Regions from separate parts of the Homo sapiens genome. Here region 1 is linked to region 2. Evidence: chromatin loops called from intact Hi-C (ENCODE). Cell type or tissue: ascending aorta. All regions are shown on one strand.

Region 1 (5,000 bases), 1.3 Mb after region 2:
AAGACTTCATTGCACAAGGGATCAAGTTAAGTCTTTCCTAAACTCACAGATACAATCAGCCTCCAATATGCTCCACATACACAAACTCTGAGCCATTTCAAGCATAAATTTTAGAAGTAAAGAAAGTTCCAGTGAATGCCTAAATAGATAGGAAAAAAGAGTATTCTTCTTCCAAGAACACTTTTCTGATTCAAACTTTCTTCCCCAAAATTAGGGCAGTGACAACCATTAGTCATATTAGCTTATTTGGGATATAAACTGTTTTAATATGTACACTAAAACAAAACAAAATGTGTCCTCTTTATAGCATAAGACACAATATATTTAGGCAAAGGAATGCATCTGCTGGATTTTAAAATACTAGTGTTTCAAATAATCAAAACTGTATTTCTAGACCTTTTGCTACATACCTGATTCTACCAATATCCTCTTTGTGCTTAAAGAAGTCATGAAACAGTCAGAAACAAAGAATTTCAAGTCACAAACTAATGATGGAATTAACCTAAATTATAGATTAGCTATTACACACTGGCATTCAATGATACTGCCAAGTTTCTTCAAAATGTAATACTTATTTGTTGTTATTAAACCGCTGGGGTAAATGGCAACATTTATCACTACGTAGAAAATCAAACAGAAATCATTAAGAACATTTTAATGAAAGTGTGGAGTTTTTTTGTTACTCACTGAAATTATTGGCAGCACTGAAACAAAATCTATTAATGTTTTAAGATATGAACTATGCTTTAACCTGGTATCTACTGCAGTACAAAGAGCTAAGTCACACACAAAACGTGAAAATCAATTTTGGCAACTAGACTAAAATGTAAATACCACAGGCCAATTCTCCCCAATGCCTAAGATATTTCCTGATAAATGAGATTCCTAGCACTAAACATTTAACAAATTGATCTACTAATGGACTGCAAAAGCCAGTAACCTTCCTCAACCTTCTAGTAACACCAAGTAAATTTCCTTGGTATTGTTTACTAATCTGTACAGGATTTAAACACCCTAAGTAATCTGTTTTTATTTTTCCAGCACCAAAATTAGACATAAACAGATCAGTGAAAAATTTGTGATCATTTTCAAATTTGGGGCATAAAAAACACTGAATAACTAGTCTGAAAGAATATGATACAGAAAAGTTTGTTTTCTCTTTCATCTAGGTTTAAGACAATTATTTACAAATAAAACATAATGAATTTTGTCTTTTTATGAAAACACCAAGGGAAATCTTAATAAAATGTTTGGAGTACCAACAAAAAGCCTAAGCACAATGTTTAAATAACTGAACTCAAGAAATAAAATGACTTCTTAAATATCTTGGATTCTATCCCTTAAGTAAAAGGATTTACATAGTCAAGCTTCATTTGCTTACTTGGGAGTTACTCTTCCAAAATGTCTTTTATCCTGTAAACGAGAAAGCCTCCCTTCTTGCACAAAACATTCCTCATTTTCCAGTCACCAATTGTTTTGAAAAACTTTCCCTTGACAGAGATATAGGACCACCTCTCAAAGAGCCAAATCAAACAGCCAACTTACTAAAGACACCTAGCAATCTGGTTACTGTCCAAGTTGTTTTCTAGACTAAAGTCAACTAATGGTAAAGGGATCAGAAGGAGTCTGAGATTCTAAAAAGGTTCATTAAGAACGTATTCACATTCAGCAAATGTGATATGCTATTTGGTTTTTCTATTATCTTTCTCATTTATATTGCTGTACAAGTGCATGACGATGTTACTATAATTTAAGTTACTAGATATCTTTGTCTTGAAAAAGTAGAGAAAAAAAGATGTACTCTCAATAGTGGTTCTGAAACTTCATTGTTCTTAAAATTTTACCGGACGATAAATACTTTAGAATGATAATACTTTCAAAGTTTCTATAAAAAGACATAAAACATGACTTCTTACCAACAGTATGTGTGTCTGTTTTTGACCAAAGTGGTGAAACCCAGGTTCTCTAAGAGCATAAGACGTAAGATACGAACATTGAGCTTTACCCATCTAAGAAGCAGTCTATGTTCACTATCAATAATCAATACCCCCAACTCACCCCAGCTCAGAAACTAAGAATACCAGGACACAATGGCCTGGATACATTACATATGAAAGCACAAAACCATTCTCTATCCTCACTAAATGCCATTCCTTCTCATTCTGGCTGACTTCAAATATGAATATAAATTAAGACAATTCACTCTGCCTCATATAGAGAAACAAAATGAACATGAAAATAAATAGTCTGGTCTCTAGGGGTACTGAACATTTCTATTGCCTTAAATTTACTGGGAAACATAGGCATAACCTTGTGCAGTCTGGGCACCATACTTACGTAAATAGCAGAGGGTTATGGTTTCAATTTGGTTGTGACACCATAAATATTGGCATACCGAACATGTGCTTACTGTCATGAATTTTGAACTCTCTCTCCAGGGTCTGCTTCTGTTTTGTCCACATGCCAGAACTAAGGACTATTTAGTTCTGCCCATAATCTCATAGGATCAGAGCTGAGAAAATCAACTTTATTTCCAAGGGAAAAAAAACTATATTCTTTGAGTGACTTTTTAAAAGACTGACTTTTTCAAGATTTTTGCCTTCTCTGGGATAAATCACAGTTGTCAATCTCAAAACCTCAAAGCAAAAGAGAAAAACAAACTAAAAATAAGAAAGCACATGAGTTATATCTTATGTTAACTAGAAAGAGCAAAAGGGGAAATAATTCAAAACAAAAAATACGTCAAAGTTACTGAAAATGAACTTGCGATGGTCATGCTCTTCTCTATAATAAATTGATTGCAATAAAACTTTATCCTAAAGTTCCCTGTTTAAAAATAAGTTTCCTGGAAATGATACATTTTTTTTTCTTATTGAGGAAATAACATTCTAAGCAGTCATCATTATAATTTTGCCAATCATGTTCTTTGTGCATTCATTTTACTCAGTCTAAGCAAAAAGATTGAGGCTCTCCAGTTAGCCCCTTGTAGTTCCTTAAAATGAAGCCAGACGTTAGGCGCATCCCCCAGCTGTGAAATAAGGCATATGACTCGTTTAGAACCCATCAATGATGATTTATGACACCAGATGCCAAGACTGCAGCAGAACAAGCTGTGTTGGGTCTAAGTGGGCTGTTTTCACTTCACTTAAAAGATCTGCCATCCAGTGGGGCATTAGGCTAGAGATTATTCAACATTTTATTCTCTGACACTTGAAAATTATGGGAGATTAAAACACATATATAATTAGAATCCAAGGTAGAAAGTGGTCAATTCTGCACTATTCTGAGAGTTTAGAGAAGAGAGACATATTAGACTGAAGGCAAGAGGGAAGGCTTTATGGGGCGGAGAGGGGACCAGTCAGACAGGGCCTTAAATCCACGTTGGCTTTGAACACGCAGCATGAAGGAGAGATGATGGTTCCCTTCCATTCCACACCCCAGGCACTAACTCACTTGGCTATTTTTCCACTGTCTGGCATCTGAACGGCTGCAAATGCCTTCAAAATGCTGTCCCAGCCTCTAGCTTCTCTGTCCTTTACAATCATCCTGAAGTACCTTTATTTTGGAAAGAAAACAATTATATATTTGAAACTTGTTTAGAGAGTAGGTCTTAAATGTTTTCACCACGAAAAAAAAAGATAACTACGTGAGGTGATGGATAAATTAATTAGCTGGATTGTGGTAATCCTTTTGCAATGTATACATATATCAAAACATTCCATTTTATTTGGTAAACATTCAGTTTTTAATTGTCAGCTATACTCAAAGCTGGGAAAAACCCTATTTGCTGATAAAATAATAATACGAAAAATGTAAAATGCATTTAAAAAACAAAAATCAAACCTGATTAATTTATGAATATTTAATGATCTGTTATAGGTGTAAGAATACAAGCATAAACAAAAAGACACACCCTTATTATTAGGAATTGGCGCAGAAGGCTATAATCATTACCCATCAGCCAAGGTCCTTCAGTGGTGCCCAAGCATCTCATGAGTTTGCATCTAAACATGCTCTTAGTATGTCTGACACAGCCCTCAAAATTAATGAATAATTTTTCAATCTTACTTCTCACCAAAAGTAGTTCATTTTTGAATAGGCTTTGTACTCTCTCACAAGTCCGCACCATCTGCTTAGAACTCTCTCTTCCTTTTCCGGTGAATTATTTGTCCTTCAAGACCCTACTCAGTGATAACCCCATGAGAAGCCCTTCCTGACCCAAAAGTAGAACATCCCTGAGTCCTTGGGCATTCTAAGCATATGTCTAGTGTAATACAAACAACACTGATTATGAACATCAAGCACACAAAGGACATTTTGTTTACCTGTTTTCAGGATGTGACACAGTAATCACCACAACACGCACTTTTGTGTATTGGATTAAATTAATTTATTGTTTGAAAGAGTTGGCAGAGCAATACATGGAGTTAGGAAAGTACAGATCTCTGGGGTGAGCAGAGGTCAGTTTTGTGTAATTTTTGTATTAGAAGACTGGGGTGACAGCACAGTAGCCATGGAGAACAACAATGTAGACTTTCCTTACTCAAAGTTTGGTCCTCAGTCCGATGGCATTAGCATCACCTGTGAGGTGGTTAAAATGCAAACTTTTAGGTCCCACTCAAGACCTACTAAAATAGAATCTGAATTTTAATAAGGTGATTTGTATGTATATTACAGTTTATGAAGCACCAATCCAAGCTTGACTAGAGTAGACACAACCAGAACTCTATTATAAGAAGATTATCTGACATTAACCTCCTGCAAATGATCGATTGTGGGTGACACGGCATTGGAAAAGCCTGAGTCATAGAAGGAAGAATAAGAACACTTTGCCACAGTTTAGGTCATAGGTAACCAGCACCTGGTTTGGGATGACAGTGAGAATGAGGAAATTTAAAAATGTAAAGATAATTATTTTACCTAAAAATAGCAATGTTAATATGTACTTATTAGCTTGACAATAATTCCATGCTTACTTAACATACTATATTATATATTTT
Region 2 (5,000 bases):
ACTGCAGCTTTATTCTTGATCATTCTCTTCCTTGAGTAGTGTGTTATGGTCATGTTGTCTTAGCTGCAATTAATTCCCAACCTTTTTTTGTTTTCCAGTCTTTGTCTTTTGCATTTATTTTTCTGCTCCTGCAATGCCTTACTTTGCTGTCTCTGCCTCGCTATTTCCTATTTATTCTACAAAGCTCACCTTAAGTGTCACGTTTTCAGGGACATGTTTACCAATGTACTGTACAGGGGCACATGCAGATTCTTCATGTCCCCATCACAACCTGTCATGACATCACACTGAACTGAGTTTGTGTGGTCTAAGTCTGTCCGCCCCAACCTTTACTCAAAACGTTCCTTAAGGAACTAGGATTGGATTGTTTTTATTTCTTTGTTTTTGTTTTTAATCCCTGAAATTTCGTCCTTTAGAATGTAGTAATAGGTACCTAATAAATATTTTTGGCATATGTGAATGAATGAGTGAGTGAATAAATAATCAGATTAGTTGATGAAAGATTCTAAGGGAAGATTAGGTAATGTGATTATAAGAGAAAGATCCTGAAGAATGCTTGGGAATGGATCCTTTACTCATACATGATTTTGTTCATCAGCTTATATGTAGGATCACAGTCATTTGGAAAATATTGGTCCATTGAAATTTATACATTTTCCAAATGGTGACACACTTCATTATACAGTGTCAAAAGTTAGCCTTCATGACTATCACCACTGATCTCATCAGGAAGTTTTAAGTATTGGATAGCTATAAGCTCACAATGGCAGTCCTAGATAGTGCAGCCGTGGATTGAAAAAGTGTTCTAGTTTCCTCTTTTTAAGCCAAGAATCCATCCTTAAATATAAGAAGAAAATCAGGCCGGGCACCGTGGCTCACACTTGTAATCCCAGCACTTTGGGAGGCCAAGGTGGGCAGATCACCTGAGGTCAGGAGTTCGAGACCAGCCTGGTCAAACATGGTGAAACCCCATCTCTATGAAAAATACAAAAATTAGCCGGGCATGGTGGTGGGTGCCTGTAATCCCAGCTACTTTGGAAACTGAGGCAGGAGAACTGTTTGAACCTGGGAGGCGGAGGTTGCAGTGAGCCAAGTTCGTGCCACTGTACTCCAGCCTGACTGACAGAGCGAGATTCCATTTCAAAAATATATATATATGTATATATATGAAAAAATCAATAGACTTGGTCTTAGAATAAATATTAAAATCTAAAATAATAAGTTTATATAAAAAATTAGCAAAGTGGAATTACTTCTTATGTTTACATTTAAGACCAAGAAAAACTTCAAGATTTCAAAATAATAAATTATTAGACAATAATGAAATTACAAACATTATAACAAGTATACTGATAGTTAGGAAAAATAATAGAGTTCTGAGAACAAACTGCGTTAATCTCCAAAAATGTACACTTATACTTTAAACCTACTAATTTAGAAAATTCTACACAAATATAAATTCCATTAGAATGATTACATCATCACATGTCATGTAGTCTCTGGAGAACTCTGCTGCAATCTGTGAGAGAATGAGAATGAAAAAGGTGCATAATATTAGAATATTGTTATGAAAATAGTTCTGACCATGCATATCCTCTGAAAAGGTCTCAGGACATCCCCAAGAGTTTGCAAACCACATTTCGAGAAATGCTGCTTTAACTCAAATGTGTCTTGAACAAGGTAAACATAAAGGTTTTTACAATAATTTTATATCAAGTCCAGTTTATAATAGTGAACATTTCTTAGGTACATTTTACATTCCAAGCATTAATACAACTGCATTACTTTAATCAAATCCCTTGAGGAATGTTCTATTCTCATCACTGTTCTACAGATGAAAAAATGGATGATGCACAGAGTAGATAAGTCACTTGCCTAATGTCATACATTTAATTAATAATGGAACCGGTATTTGTAGCCAGGGAGGGTTCACACTTTTACTTACTATGGTAATTACTATGGTAACCTTTCTGCCCACATTGCAAGTTTTCCTGATGATTTGTGAATTACCCAAGTTTTGCTTATAAACAATAGCATTTGTTGAATGTCTAGCATTTTAAGAAACTGCCAAACTGTTTTCCATTCCCACCAGTAATCTGTGAGATTTCCAGTTATTCCACATTGCCAATAACTCTTGACATTGCTGAACTCTAGAATTTTAGCCATTCTAATGGGTTTTTGTTTAATAACTAATAATATTGAGCATATGAAGAAATGTTTATGACTGTTTATATACCTTCTTTAATGATTGTCTATTCAGATGTTTTGCCCATTTTAAAATGGAATTGTTTATTTTCTTACTGAGTTGGAAAACTGTATATTCTGAATTAAACTCCCTTGCTGTTGTGTGTTACATATATTTTCTTCTAGTATATGACTTGTGTTTTTGTTTATGTAATAATGTCTTTTGAAGAGCCAAAGTATTTTTTTTATTTTGATGAAGTCCACTTTATCATGCTCTTTTTAAATATTTCATGTTTTTTTTTTCAAATTTAAGCATCTTTGCTTCAAACCTGGTCACAAAGAATTTCTTTTATGTTTTCTTCTGTAAGTTTTATAGTTGTAACTTTCGTACTTAGGTTTACGATTTGTCGTAGTCTGTTTATTTTGCTATAAAAGAATACCCGAAGTTGGATAATTTATTTACAAAAGAGGTTTATTTGGCTCAATGTTCTGCAGGCTGTGCAGGAAGCATGGCACCAGCATTTGCTTCTAGTGAGAGCATGAGGCTGCTTCCACTCATGGCAGAAGGTGAAGGGGAGCCAGCGTGTGCAGAGATTACTGAGAGAGAGAGGAAGCGAGGGAGAGAGAGAGGAGACACCAGGCTTTTGTGTAACAGCCAGCTCTTGAAGGAACTAGTAGAGCAAGAACTCACTGGCTATCGTGAGAACGGTGCCAAGTCATTCATGAGGGATCTGCCCAATGACTCAAACATCTCCCATTTCACTCCACATTCAACACTGAAGATTAGATTTCAACATAAAGTTTGGAAGGTTCGAATATCCAAACCATGGCATGGTCCATTAAGATTTAATTTTTGTATATGGTATGATGTGTGGATAAAAGTTTATTTCTATTTCTATATGGATTTCCAGTTGTTCCAATGGCATTTTTATTAAAAAACAAACAAACATATTTTCTTTCCTGATTTTATTGCCTTGACACCTTTGTTGTAAACACAATTGTGGATCTCTATCTCATTGATCTCTTTGTCACCCCTTTCAAACTGATACCTCACTTTCTTGATTACTTTAACTTTTTAAGTTTTGAAGCAGGTATATAAGTCCTTCAGTGCTATTTTTTCTTCTTTAATATTAATTTGGCTATCCTATGTCATCAATGAAATCTTAGCCTCATTTTGTCAATTTTTACTAAAATGATGGCTGAGATGTTGATTGGAATTGCATTGAATCTATAAACCAGTTTAGAGAAAATTTGTACCTTAACAATATTATACATGGTATATATCTCTCCATATATTTAGACCTTCCTTAATTTATCTCGTGAATGTTCGTAGTTTTCAGTGTAAAAGTCTTGTAAGCCTTTGGTTAGATTTATTGCTAAGTATTTATTAACAGTATCATAAATGAGTTTTTAAAATAATTATTTTCCAGTATTTGTGGCTAGTACAGAAGTTATAATGGAATTTTGTATATCAGTCTTGTATCCTGAAACATTGCTTAATTTACTTCTTAGTTCTAGTTATTTTGTATATCCACTGGGAATTCCTACATGAACAATTTTAAGTATATGTGTGTGTGTGTGTGTGTGTGTGCACATGCATGTGTATGATCCTTGAACAACACAGGGGTTGGGGCACTGACACTCCTGCACAGTCAACAATCCACATAAAAGTTTTGACTCCTCAAAAACTTAACTACTAATAGCTTACTGGTGACTGGAAGCTTTACCGATAACATAAACAGTTGATTGACATGTATTATATACTGTATTCTTAAAATAAAGTAAGCTAGAGAAAAGAAAATGTTACAAAGAAAATCATAAAGGAAGAGAAAATATATTTACCATTTATTAAGTGCAAGTGGGTCATTATAAAAAATCTTCACCCTCGTTGTCTTCATTTTGAGCAGGAGGAGGAAGAAGAAGATAAGGGGTTGGTTTTGCTACATCTGGGATGGCAGAGGCAGAAGAAAATTTGCATATGAGTGGACCCATGGAGTTTGAATCTGTGTTGTTCAAGGGTCGATTGGATACACACACACACACACACACACACATGCACACACACACACACATGCACACACACACACACGTGCACATAAACCTGCAACCTTTTGGCCTTTTGTTTAACTGATTGCAATGGCTAGGACCTAACTTCTGTACAATATTGATTAGAAGTGGTGAGAGCAGGCATCTTTGCTTGGTCCTGAATAATAGTGGAAAAGTGTTCAGTCTTTCATCATCAAGTATGACTCAATAATTATAGTTTTCATAGATGCTTTCTGATGGGTTAAAAAAATTATGATTGCAGAGCTTGTCTCACTTGTTCTCATTATTAGTGTTGGAGTGGGAGTCTCTTGTGACTTTCTGCAATTTAACCAGAAGTCAAAGACCCTGTACTTTGAGCTAACTTTTGTGCTCTGTATAGTAAGTATTTCTATTTACAGAAAGCTACAAATATAGGTAACAAAAGAAAAGGATTTCATATCCTCACAATCCTTCTTTCAAACTTGCTGTTTCCCAATCCACAGATCTTAATGTAATCTGTACTCAGTTACAGTGTAGTACTTTATCACTATAACTCCTTATTTTCTTCCACTTTCAGTCTACTATTCTTATTCAAAATTTTGCCTTAAAAGCCATAAACATCTTTCTAATTTAAAAATCAAATGATATTTTCTCAGTCCTCCTTACCCTCTTCAGACTTGTGACATACACTTCTTTTCGAACACGTGTCCTCTTTCATATTCATTCTCATTGTACTTTTCTAATTGCTGCTTCTCTGTCATAGTCATAATACTTTCTCCAGTCCTTAAACA

Evidence for each region. Peaks named below come from ENCODE experiments on the same cell type or tissue, not always from the same donor. Only the 100,000 strongest peaks of a DNase experiment are listed, where the experiment ranks them.
Region 1: it touches region 2 in a loop (3-fold over the local background); 1 of 110 quality-filtered maps calls a loop at or near these places.

Annotation. Positions count from the first base shown.
Region 1 is chr4:156,951,770-156,956,769 of GRCh38, forward strand. The region is part of intron 1 of PDGFC (platelet derived growth factor C); the gene reads right to left. Among named protein-coding and RNA genes, the nearest start is that of PDGFC, 18 kb to the right of the region's middle. In ascending aorta, no CTCF peak of the experiment used is centred here; a DNase peak (open chromatin) is centred at 3,052; H3K4me3 peaks cover 1,677 bases; H3K27ac peaks cover 3,680 bases.
Region 2 is chr4:155,676,710-155,681,709 of GRCh38, forward strand. The region is part of intron 2 of GUCY1A1 (guanylate cyclase 1 soluble subunit alpha 1); the gene reads left to right. Among named protein-coding and RNA genes, the nearest start is that of GUCY1A1, 12 kb to the left of the region's middle. In ascending aorta, no CTCF peak of the experiment used is centred here; a DNase peak (open chromatin) is centred at 2,842; H3K4me3 peaks cover 786 bases; H3K27ac peaks cover 948 bases.